2 separate regions of the Homo sapiens genome follow, and region 2 is linked to region 1. Evidence: chromatin contacts called from ENCODE Hi-C or POLR2A ChIA-PET data. All regions are on one chromosome and are shown on one strand. Each heading gives the region's core, a stretch centred on a gene start or an enhancer-like site at or near the end of the contact. The rest is flanking DNA. Distances are from core to core; before and after follow the strand shown. Region 1 has its middle 15 kb from the start of LINC00674. Region 2 overlaps WIPI1 (WD repeat domain, phosphoinositide interacting 1).

Region 1 (6,892 bases), core at 2,286-4,785:
CCCTGTAAATTAACTTTCAGCAGCTATTTCACCGCTTTCTAAGCCAGCTGCTTCTGGGTGGTGGAACTTCACGTCTCTATTAAGTCCAACTTAGCCATTGTAGATTATTCATGCCAACTCCAAAGCCCAAACCTGGGTGAGTGTATCAGTGAATTCAGCCCAATCAAGCCTTTTATTTTATTTTTGAGACAGAGTCTCACTCTTTCGCCCAGGCGGGAGTGCAGTGGCACGATCTGTGCTCACTGCAACTTCTGCCTCCTGGGTTCAAGGGATTCTCCTGCCGCAGCTTCCTGAGTAGCTGGGACTACAGGCATGCATCCACCACCACACCTGGCTAATTTTTTGTATTTTTAGTAGAAACAGGTTTCACCATGTTGGCCAGGATGGTCTCAAACTCCTGACCTGGTGATCTGCCCGCGTCAGCCTCCCAAAGTGCTGGGATTATAGGCGCAAGCCTCTGCGCCCAGCCAAGCCTTGTATTTACCATCTTTCGGCTAACAATGCTTAGAATCCACTCCCACACGTGCTCCCAAGAGCGTTGTGGATTTGAATTGGCAAGGTCTTGGAACTACCTTAGTGTATAAACATTCTCTTTCTAGAGCAGGCCTTGTACTGCCCAAGTGGGCTATGTTGGGATCTAACTCTCTTTTTGAAGCTGGAGGAATGAAGAGAAGATCTGGAGTCCCTTTTTAGTGAAGCAACTGTCCTAGGTGCAGTCACAGAAGGTCCCTTAGGCAGGGATAAGTTGGTTACCTCTACACGGGAGGACTTACCTGAACAGACAGGATTTGAGAATTCAAAAGTGCCAAAGTCTCAGCCTTGTCTGTGACCATTTAGATGCTCCTATTCTAAGTCTCAAGGTCCCACTACGTCCCCACTATGCCCTTTCCTAAGCATTTATTTGGAGCTCTTACATGCACAATGAGGCCCTGGACTGAGTCTTCCATCATATCCACCCTGAAAGTACAGGAGATGAAGTCTCCTTCTAAGATGCCACCAAACCTTTCTTGCTGTCTATTGCATTCTCAGTTCAACATTAACAGCTTTTTTTTCTTTTGAGATGGAGTTTCACTCCTGTTGCTCAGGCTGGAGTGCAATGGCATGATCTGGCCTCACCGCAACCCCCGCCTCCCGGGTTTAAGCGATTCTCCTGCCTCAGCCTTTCGAGTAGCTGGGATTATAGGCACATGCCACCATGCCTGGCTAATTTTGTATTTTTAGTAGAGACAGGGTTTCTCCATGTTGGTCAGGCTGGTCTCGAACTCCCAACCTCAGGTGATCGCCTGCTTTGGTCTCCCAAAGTGCTGGGATTACAGGCATGAGCCACCGTGCCCGGCCTTTTTTTTTTCCTTTTTTTTTGGAGACAGGATCTCACTCTATCACCCAGTAGAGTGCAGTGTTGAGATCTCGGCTCCCTGCAAGCCTCCACCTCCTGGGTTCAAGTGATTCTCCTGCCTCAGCCCCCCAAGTAGCTGGGACTACAGGCACGAGCCACCACATCCAGCTAATTTTTGTGTTTTTTTGTAGAGACTGGGTTTCGCCATGTTTCTCAGGCTGGTCTCGAACTCCTGATCTCAAGTGATCCACCCACCTCGGCCTCCTACAGTGCTAGGATTACAGGCATGAGCCACTGTGCCAGGCCCTCATTCATAGCTTTTGACTTTTCCTTTTCCCTGTGTAATCTCTCCAGTGCTGTTGAGAGAGGCCAAGTGACTCTATAATCTTTATACTGACCATCACTGTCACAGTGTCTAAGTGCCCAAGCCATTCCAAATCCCAGTGCCTTATCCTCTATACCTACCCTTCATCCCATGCCACTGCTGATAATTTGTGTGATTTTAATGCCACTGAATGCCATTGATTGCACTTGACCCATTCCATCCCCACTACACATTTTCCAGGATTCTATTTTGAGGGGATGTCCTTCGTTGTAGTAACCCCTGCTAATCTGAGATAAATCTTACTTGATCATTTTAATTTTTAAAAATTCCCTAATGAATTCACTTTATATAAATATATATAATATGTGTGTGTATATATATATATATATAGTGTGTGTGTATATATATATATATATATACTATTTAGGATTTTAAAATCTTTGTTCTTATTTATTTATTTATTTGAGATGGAGTTTCACTCTTGTCGCCCAGGCTGGAGTGCAGTGGTGCGATCTCGGCTCACTGCAACCTGCCCCTCCCGGGTTCAAGCAATTCTCCTGCCTTAGCCTCCCAAGTAGCTGTGATTACAGGCATGTGCCACCACATCCAGTTAATTTTTGCATTTCTTGGTAGAGATGGGGTTTCACCATGTTGGCCAGGCTGGTCTCAAACTCCTGACCTCAGGTGATCCACCTGCCTTGGCCTCCCAAAGTGCTGGGATTACAGGGGTGAGCCACTGCACCAGGCCTTTTTCTTATTTTCTCACCAATTTAAAGAAGGGTTTCCCCAAGTTGCAATTAATTTTGGCAGAAATGTCCCTGTATTGATGATTATCTTTTTGTGAAAGTTGATGGAGTTTGTCTTCACACTCTTGTCCTTTTTTTACTCTTTTTTTGAGACAGAATCTCACTCTGTCACCCAGGCTGGAGTGCAGTAGTGCTGGTGCAATCTTGGCTCCCTGTAGTCTTGACCTCCCAGGCTCCCTCTGCAACCACCTGAGTAACTGAGACAACAGGTGCATGCCACCACGCCCAGCTAATTTTTAAAAATATTTTTTGTAGAGACGGAGTTTTGCCATTTTGCCCAGGCTGGTCTCAAACTCCTGGGTTCAAGTGATCTGCCTGCCTCAGCCTCCCAAAATGCTGGGATTACAGATGTGAGCCACCATGCCTGACCATCACTCTTGTCCTTGATATCCATTTTTTCCCACCGACAACACCATGGGAATGTTTTCCTATTCTTTTTCCAGACTTCTAGGCCACCTAGTTTTAGTTTTCTAAGTCAGTGGAGCCCAATTTTTGCACAGGACGATACTCCTAGAGAAAGTCATTCCTTTGCATGGTGTGCTGGGGTAATGAACCTGCTCCCTGTGGCTAGAGACACCCATTATCTCAGGTCTGCCTGAAGGGCCGAGGGGAGCAACCTCTTAGGCTCACCTATAATCCATTTGCCCCCAGATGTGGCTCTTATGACTACATTCCAGTGTGTAAAGTGTGAGAAGAAATGATGTATTCAGCCACTGGGCTGTGCCCTTAGAGGAAATGCATGCCTTCCCCTCCCTTTTATTGCCTCTGCAGGCTGCAATGTGGCCACAGTGTGGGGAGTATTGAACTATACAAGCAACAAAATAGAGTCTGAATCCCCAGCAACTAAGAACTGCTAACAGAGAGATAGGAAGTTTGGGTGTGACACTGGAGTCAGGCAGCCTTGGGTTTAAATGCTGATTCTGCTAATCCCTAGCTGTGGGCCTCGGGTGAAGAATTTAACCTCATGGTCTTCAGTTTCCTTAGCTGTAAAATGCTGGGAGGATGCAAGGAGCTGTCATAACAAAATTGCCTAGCAGTGTTCATGGTCCAGAGCAGGGTTTTAACGAACAGAAGCTGGCACGTCACCACTCTCTGTCCCTAGCAGCGTTGCCTTTTGCCTCCCTTTTCTGCCTTGATCCGCGCCCCCACCCATCTCTCCTCCCGTTCTTTCTTCACTTTCACTTCCTGGTCTGCCTCTTTCTTAAGCTGGACTCTGTGACTGCAGGTGTGTTTAATGTTTGGCTGCCTTCAGGAGGCCAGCAAGGCTCCCTGGCCAACCTTTTACTTTTTTTTTTTTTTTGAGACGGAGTCTTACTCACTGTCACCCAGGCTGGAGTGCAGTGGCACGATCTCGGCTCATTGCAACCTCTGCTTCCTGGGTTCAAGTGATTCTCCTGCCTCAGCCTCCCAAGTAGCTGAGACTACAGGTGCTCACCACCATGCCCGGCTAATTTTTGTATTTTTAGTAGAGAAGGGATTTCACCTTGTTGGTCAGGCTGGTGTCAAACTCCTGGCCTCAAGTGATCGGCCCACCTTGGCCTCCCAAAGTGCTGGGAATACAGGCAGGAGCCACCATGCCCCACCATGGTTCCCTGGCCAACCTGTTACTCATTCCTCTTTCTTCTACAATGATGCTTCTCCACCACATCAAAAGGTCCTCTCCTTTCCTCTTCCACAGCCATTGGCTGCAGGGAAATCCCCAGGGGCAGAGCTGCAACTTGCCAGGCCAGCCCTGGAGGCAGCCCTGGGACCCTCTTGCTCCCTCAACCTTCTCCCTCTCCTTTCCCGGGAGGCCCAGGAAAGGGAGCTGGCACCCTGGGCCACTGAGCCAGCGGCGAGGCTCAGCCAGCAGGAGGAGAGCAGCGGATCAGGACTGCCTCAGACCTTTGATAAACCAGGTCTTGGAAGAAGGCCACTCACTCTTCTCTGTGTTTCTCTGTGTGCTGGTTCCTGAGATTTGCAGGACATGTTTAATATTTGCATGGAGAATCTATGAAAAGAAAAACAGAGAGGGAAGGAAACAGGAACCAAAATGCCACTTATCCCATGAGGGCATCGAGGCCCGGGCTCTGAGTCTCTCTGTTGCTGGCGGGGGCCAGGCTTCCTGTGGTGGGAGCGGCAGGCCTCGCTTCTCAGGCGTGGGTTCCACCACGGCTTGAAGGCCCCAGACCACCTCGCCCCTCCCTGGGAACTCAGCCTCTTGTGCAGCCACATAAAGGTAACCAGTGTCTGGTGGCTTGATAGGACAGACTTGTGAGGGACTTCCTGCCTTTTGATGCATGCCATTCCTGAGAGCTGGGCCGGGCCTCTGAAGAGGAGAGGTCCCTTTCAACTTCCTGAGTGTCTCAACGTTCAGACTCTTGGGGTTTGTGGTTAGAGACACTGGTATGAAAATTGTGTTCTATAAAGTATGCCCTCCGGGTCCCATAAAGCTAACAGGCAAAGCTCTGTGAAAACACCCCCTAACCAAATGGACCAAGAGGGTCTGAAAAGCCCTTGACCTTGGAGCTTTTTTTTTTTTTTTTGAGAGAGGGTCTCGCCCTGTCGCCTAGGCTGGAGTGCAGTGGCGCGATCTCAGTTCACTGCAACCTCTGCCTCCTGGGTTCAAGCAATTCTAATGCCTCAGCCTCTGGAGTAGCTGGGATTATAGGCGCACGCCACCACGCCTGGTTAATTTTTGTATTTTTTTTTTGTAGAGGCAGGGTTTTGCCATGTTGGCCAGGCTGGTTTTAAACTCCTGATCTCAAGCAATCCACCCACCTCAGCCTCCCAAAGTGCTGGGATTATAGGCGTGAACCATCTCGCCCTGGCCCCTTGCAGCTTTAGTGAAGAATGAGTGAAGGACTGGAAAGTCTGGCAGTATGAGGGGATCTGCCCGAGGGAAACTGTGTTAGCAGCAGGACCCTTCTGCAAAGCCACCCCTGACTCCACTCCAGTACTTTGGAGCTGCCTTCAAATAGAATATGATTCCAACAGCACTCACAGTTGCTAAGGGCCAGACAGACGTCACTGCATTCTTTTTCTTTTTTAATGTCATGTATTTTTTAAGACAAGGTCTCACTGTCACCCAAGCTGCAGTGCAGTGGCACCATCATAGCTTACTGCAGCCTCAACCTCCCAGGCTCAAGTAATCCTCCCCACTCAGCCTCCTAAGTAGCTGAGATTACAGGTGTGCACCACCACACCCAGCTAATTTTTAAATTTTTTGTAGAGATGGAGGTCTCTCTATGTTGCCCAGGCTGGTCTTGAACTCCTGGGCTCAAGCGATTCTCCTGCCTTGATCTCCCAAAGTACTGGGATCACAGGTTTGAACCACTGCACTCGGCCTCATCGCTGCATTCTAATCCTCTTCTCACAGATGGGGAAACAGACTCAATGAGGTTGAGTGACTGCCCCAAGAGCACACAGAGGTAGGATTGGAGCTCAGAGCTGGCTGACTCCAGATCCAAGATCTTTATGCTTCACCAGACTGTTCCCCACAAGACTATAGGGTGTCAGCAAGGTTGAAAAACACAGGACATACACGCTTGCTCTCTCCGCTATTAATTACCTGGCTGAAGTAGTGTTTGTCAGTTTCTCCACTGTAAAGTTACTCTTTTTTTCCCCATTTTCCATACCATCCTCTTTGGTCATTCACCATGTACAACCCATGTATAAAGAGTGGGAGTTAGGAGGTGGAGTATCTACCGAAATTATCTGGAACACTACATGGGAGATTTGTCTTTTGTCTCTATTTACTTATTTACATTTATTTTTAAAAGTGTATGCTACTGACATTTTCAAATATGCTCATTATGTTTTCAGGCAAAGTATCTTTTTTTTTTTTTTTTTTTGAGATGGAGTTTCATTCTGTCTCCCAGACTGGAGTGCAGTGACACAATCTTGGCTCACTGCAACCTCCGCCTCCTAGGTTCAAGCGATTCTCCTGCCTCAGCCTACTGAGTAGCCGGGATTACAGGCACCCATCACTATGCCTGGCTAATTGTTGTGTTTTTAGTAAAGACGGGGGTTTCACCATGTTGGTCAGGCTGGTCTTGATCTTCTGACCTCAGGTGATCCGCCTGCCTCAGCCTCCCAAAGTGCTGGGATTACAGGTGTGAGCCACTGTGCCTGGCCCTGGGCATCTTTTTAAACTGCAGGCACTGATTCAGTAGGTCTGAGCTGGGGGCTGAGACCTAGTACTTGTCTAATAGGCTTCCTCTGAAGCCAGGCTGCAATTCTGCACCACACTTTGAGGAGCAGGTTCAAGACCAGTGTATCTTCCGCCATTTCAAACTACTCAAAAATCCTTTCTCCTGTTTCAAGGTCTGTCTCAGTATAATTCCAACTGCAGCCCCACTACACTGGTCCTGGCTACTTCCTGTAGAACCACATGGAACAAATTTAATTGACCTGAACTTGATAGCTTACCAGGTAACATACCAG
Region 2 (4,941 bases), core at 2,394-4,893, 350 kb after region 1:
CCAACCCCCATTCTGCACAGGTGTAACTCAAAGCTCATTGTCTGCCCTGAAGTTCTTTTTACTCTTTCCCTAGAGATTTTATCCATTTTTTAGGCTTTTCTTTCACTTTTCAGACAGCTTCTTAAGCCCTGAGAAATTGCAGGTGCTTCCCAAGCGCTCAGTGGTGCTGCTGGCAACAATGATAAATAAATATATTGTTATATTTACAGCTATATCAGCTAACACTTCTTAGTGCTTCCTATGTGCCAGGCACGATGCTGAACACTTTAGATCTGCAGACTCATTTAATACTACTGTTATGTTCATTTTGCAGATGAGGAAACTGAAGGACACAGATCTAAATTATCTTCCCGGGATCTCTGGGCTCCTAAGAGGCAGAGCCAGGACGTGAACTCACGTGGGTGGCTCCCAGTTTTTTGCTTTTGTGCATCATGCCTCCAAAGTTTTGCTAACACACACTCCATCACTTAGGTGAAGTCCCAAGTGAAGCCAAGATTGGGTGTTCAGAAAGAAAAGAGATCATTCATGCCAGTAGAAGAGCCTAGGCCTGACTCCTTTCGTTTAATGAGCATTTGGTGCCCCGCGGAGTACTTGCCTGTTGGTGACCTGTTCCAGCTTGAAGATGTGTACCGTCTCGGTGTTACTGGAGGCGCAGAGGAATTGTGAATCCATACTGAACACTAGAGAGCTGATTGTCACATACCTACAAGCACAGCAACACATGGGTCAGTGAGCAAGAGAAATGGGAGTTATGGCCTTATAACTCAGAGATCAGCTTTATAAGAAAATCAGATGTATCCTGAAGAGCCTAGGTAGACCCAGATCCCTTAAACACTGTGGTGCTCATATTTAGAAATTAATGTCAGAAAGATTCACAAAGGGTCATAGTTTTTTTTTTTTTTTTTTTTTTTTTTTTTTTTTTTTTTGAGACAGAGTCTCTCGCTCTGTTGCCCAGGCTGGAGTACGGTGGCTTGATCTCAACTCACTGCAACCTCTACCTCCTGGGTTCAAGCGATTCTCCTGCCTCAGCCTCCCAAGTAGCTGGGATTACAGGCACACACCACCACACCCAGCTAATTTTTGTATTTTTAGTAGAGACGGTGTTTCACCATGTTGGCCAGGCTGGTCCTCAGGTGATCTGCCTGCCTTGGCCTCCCAGAGTGCTGGGATTACAGACGTGAGCCACCGCGCCCGGCCCATAGTCTTATTTATGTGAGAAGAAACAAGGTATAGCCCTGCCTCTGTCAGCAGAAGGGAGGAACTGTGCCTTCCTGGCATCTTGGAATCTTCCAGTTGCTCTGTGCACTGATCTGGCTGCAAACCTACATCCGATAAGATCCCAAACAGTCACACTTTACATCGTCCTTTATTTCCATGGAAGGAAATCAGAAATTATTTTTGGATTGTGACTCCCTGGCTCTCTCATTTCTCCTGTGCCGGCCGCCCACACACACATCAAAAAGGGACTCTCACGGCTGAACTGTGTTAAAACAGCATCTCGGCTTTCAGTTTTGCTGAGCCCTAAGTAAAGCCTGGGAGTCAATTACCTGGGAGAGTAGTTACACTTCCTCCAGGTGAGTGGAGGGCACAGAGCCACTCTCTGTCCTCTCCCTAGACAGCTGCCAGCGGTCCCTGCGGGACTTCTGCGGGGACTTTAAAATGGGTTTGACATTGAACACAGACCTTTTCATCCCTCTCCGGAACTCATAGAGCTTTTGCCCATCAGGGACAGAGAACACCCGGATGACTGTGCCCTGGAAAAGAAAGCAGGTGGACATTTCATAACCATTAGTGGCTTTACACAGAGATGTCCCTTTAGAGAGGAGTTTGTTTTATTGGTTTTGAACATCTGTCTCTGAGGAGGAAGAACACCACGTTGAGCATAGAGGCATGTTTATTTATGTGCCATATCAACAATTCTTGGAAAATGTTATAAACACCCTCTGTCTACCTTTTCCCTTCCACCTGTGCCCAAGGCTCTGCGTGTATGTGTGTGTGCATGTGTGTGTTCACCCAACTGCTCTGGTTTCTTAGAATTTCAATTTGAGGCCGGGTGTGGTGGCTCACGCCTGTAATCCTAGCACTTTGGGAGGCCAAGGCGGGTGGATTGCCTGAGCTCAGGAATTCAAGACCAGCCTGGGCAACACAGTGAAGTGAAACCCCGTCTCCACTAAAATACAAAAAATTAGCCAGGCGTGGCAGCATGTGCCTGTAATCTCAGCTACTCGGGAGGCTGAGGCAGGAGAATCACTTAAACCTGGGAGGCGGAGGTTGCAGTGAGCCGAGATTGCGCCATTGCACTCCAGCCTGGGCGACAGAGCTAGACTCCACCTCAAAAAAAAAAAAAAAATTCAATTGGATCACTTTCTCTGATTATTCCAGGCAGAAGACATCAATTTCTCTAAATAGCAAAGTAAAGCATTTGGTTTGCACTGTACTGTGTTTATAAGGTGTAGCATTTGTCCGTCTCTACGGCTGATGTACACGTACATTTCTTCATAAGACCACGAGTTTTCATGCAAAGTGTCTTGTATCTTGCATATTGCAGGCCCCTGGCCTATTGAATTAACAAATGCATGAATATACCACACATGCAGAGGCCAGAAATTCTCCCTCTGAAACAAATTCTGAGTGGGCCCAGAGACCAGTCAGTCTTCATGTCACCAGGTTTGTTCAATCCCATCCCTGCGCACGGCAGGAGCCATCCAGCGAAACCCAGACAGAGGTGTTGGTGGGAGTGGACTCACTTTTTCAGACGCACTTGCTAGTTTGGAGCCTGAGGCATTGAAGGTGATGGCAGCTAGTGTTCCCTCATGGGCAGCAATAGTGCAGACTGTTTTCTGTTGGTGAAAAGGAAAAATGGATACAGATGCTGCGGAGGAGGGAAGATGGATTTCACCTCCCTCCCCTTCCTCTTTTCTCCTTTCTCCCTCCTTTGTCCAGCTCCCTGTCTCTTCCTCTGTCCCCCAGGCCATCTGCATGTAAGCTGTGTGTCATTTTCTGGTGAATCAAGATTTGGCTTCAAGGGCCACTCCATTTCCATCCCTTTTCCTGCCCTTGGGAAGGTGGCCACGAACGGAGCACCTGATGCAGTGTGATGCCGTCGCAGGCGCGCCCTGCACGCATCTTTAGGCAACTTCCCACAGCAATCTTGTCCCGCTCAGGGATGCCTCAGAGACCAGAGGGCAGGGAATATGAAACACCTGCACACTGTCTCAGGCTGTGGCATGGGACAGGGTGACACATTCAGGGAGACAACTGGCCCCCTGCTGGCAAGTGGTTTTCATTATGCTGCAGATGTCTAACTTGGCCTGGCCAGCTGGCTTATGGTGAGGTTGACTCACAGCAAGCCCGAGGGGAAATAGTATCACCTTCTCTTGAACAACTCCCCAGTATTGCTTACTCCCACCGCCTCCAGCCCCCGACGGCAGGGCGTCCTTATCTATCTCCTTCCATGACCACACAGCCAAGGCAGGTGGGTTGGCTCAGCCAGGTCACCGTCAACTTACCAGGGAGTTTCCATCATAAAGCACAATCTCCCCTGAAGTCAGGCTTCCAGGATAGGCCAGGTAAGAATTGGAATGGTTGATAGAGAGAGCACATAGACCTGGCAAAGAAGAAACAGAACATGAGAAGCCTGGGGCCAAGGGAGAGATTGCACGGCTGGAGAGGGCATCTGAAAACAGTACAGCTACAGTGCCACCTACTGGCAAGGGGAGGAATGGCTTTGCAGACAACTGCTTTCCGCTGATGATTCTTCTGATTAAGGCTTCCAATAAAGCAACTTCACAGGGGAAGACCTCCTGATTTAACACTGGCTGCGTCCTTGCTACAGTGAAACAATGAGACTTGCCGGGCACAGTGGCTCATGCCTGTAATTCCAGCACTTTGAGGCGGGCGGATCACTTGAGGTCAGGAGTTCCAGACAAGCCTGGCCAACATGGTGAAACCCCATCTCTACTAAAAATACAAATAGCTGGGCATGGTGGTGCGTGCCTATAGTCCCAGCTACTTGGGAGGCTGAGGCAGGAGAATCGCTTGAACCCAGGAGGCAAAGGTTGCAGTGAGTGGAGATCGTGCCACTGCACTCCAGCCTGGGCTACAGAGTGAGACCCCGTCTCAAAAAAAAAAAAATATATATATATGTGTGTGTGTGTGTGTGTGTATATATTGCTCATTTTTACATTTTACCCCAGGACTCTGAAACAGCATCTACTTTTCTTCCAATTCCATTATCCTCTAGGGTTACAAGAGATTTCCTCAAAACTGAAATAAATCTTCCTATAGTGAAAAGTCAGTACATATTGGTCTTTCTGCAGATGATTATATACTGTTGGCCAGTAACTTCAAGTTGGAGAAGAGGAGCTGCCAAGAACCTATTTAGAAACTGAGAAATTTCAGGCCAGGCAAGGTGGCCCACACCTGTGATCCCAGCACTTTGGCAGGCCGAGGCAGGTGGGTCACCTGAGGTCAGGAGTTCGAGATCGGGCTGGCCAACATAGTGAAACCCTGTCTCTATTAAAAATACAAAAATTAGTCAGGTGTGGTTGCATGTGCCTGTAGTCCCAGCTACTCGGGAGGCTGAGGCAGGAGAATTGCTTAAACCTGGAGGTGGAGGCTGCAGTGAGTGAAGATAGTGCCACTGCACTCCAGCCTGGGTGAGAGTGAGGTTCTGTCTTAAGAAAAAAAAAAAAAGAAACCGAGCAATTTCTGAGCCAAATGCCCTGCCTTGATAAGGGAAATGGGTACCTCCCGAGGAGGAAGTTTATTTGAGGTCTGCGTCTGCAGTCAAGATGGTGTGCCTAGACATTGAGACAAACTAAATAAAGAGGACATTTTGGATTTAAGATGCTTCAATAATATTCCGGAAGAGTAAACAGCCCATCAAACCACTGAACCAACATAAGCTGTTTTTATTTATAAGGGGATTCAAGAAGGGAG

The links. Hi-C counts contacts between places; a loop is a spot of excess contacts on that map. ChIA-PET counts read pairs that join two places held with the same protein, here RNA polymerase II (POLR2A). Pooled maps may share reads with other maps.
Region 2: a loop to region 1 is called in a pooled map, with 2.2 times the contacts of the local background. The contact joins two enhancer-like sites. A Hi-C loop is called at or near these places in 1 of 50 pooled maps. POLR2A ChIA-PET finds 5 or more read pairs at or near these places in 4 of 52 experiments (Caco-2, OCI-LY7, T-cell and 1 more).

The regions. Positions count from the first base shown.
Region 1 is chr17:68,082,661-68,089,552 of GRCh38, forward strand. No RefSeq gene overlaps it. Among named protein-coding and RNA genes, the nearest start is that of LINC00674, 15 kb to the right of the region's middle. RefSeq lists an enhancer at 4,342-4,917 and a silencer at 4,555-4,614. Within about 2 kb of position 3,536, at least 9 of the 41 ENCODE cell types and tissues checked have a DNase peak (open chromatin) inside an H3K27ac peak, as active enhancers do; they include OCI-LY7, where a contact is called at or near this core.
Region 2 is chr17:68,432,873-68,437,813 of GRCh38, forward strand. WIPI1 (WD repeat domain, phosphoinositide interacting 1) reads right to left here. Exons shown (of 13, transcript NM_017983.7): 5 at 3,510-3,607; 6 at 2,748-2,840; 7 at 1,684-1,754; 8 at 596-703. It also overlaps a transcript of ARSG not described here and a transcript of PRKAR1A not described here. Among named protein-coding and RNA genes, the nearest start is that of MIR635, 11 kb to the left of the region's middle. RefSeq lists an enhancer at 3,168-3,668. Within about 2 kb of position 3,644, at least 19 of the 41 ENCODE cell types and tissues checked have a DNase peak (open chromatin) inside an H3K27ac peak, as active enhancers do; they include OCI-LY7, where a contact is called at or near this core.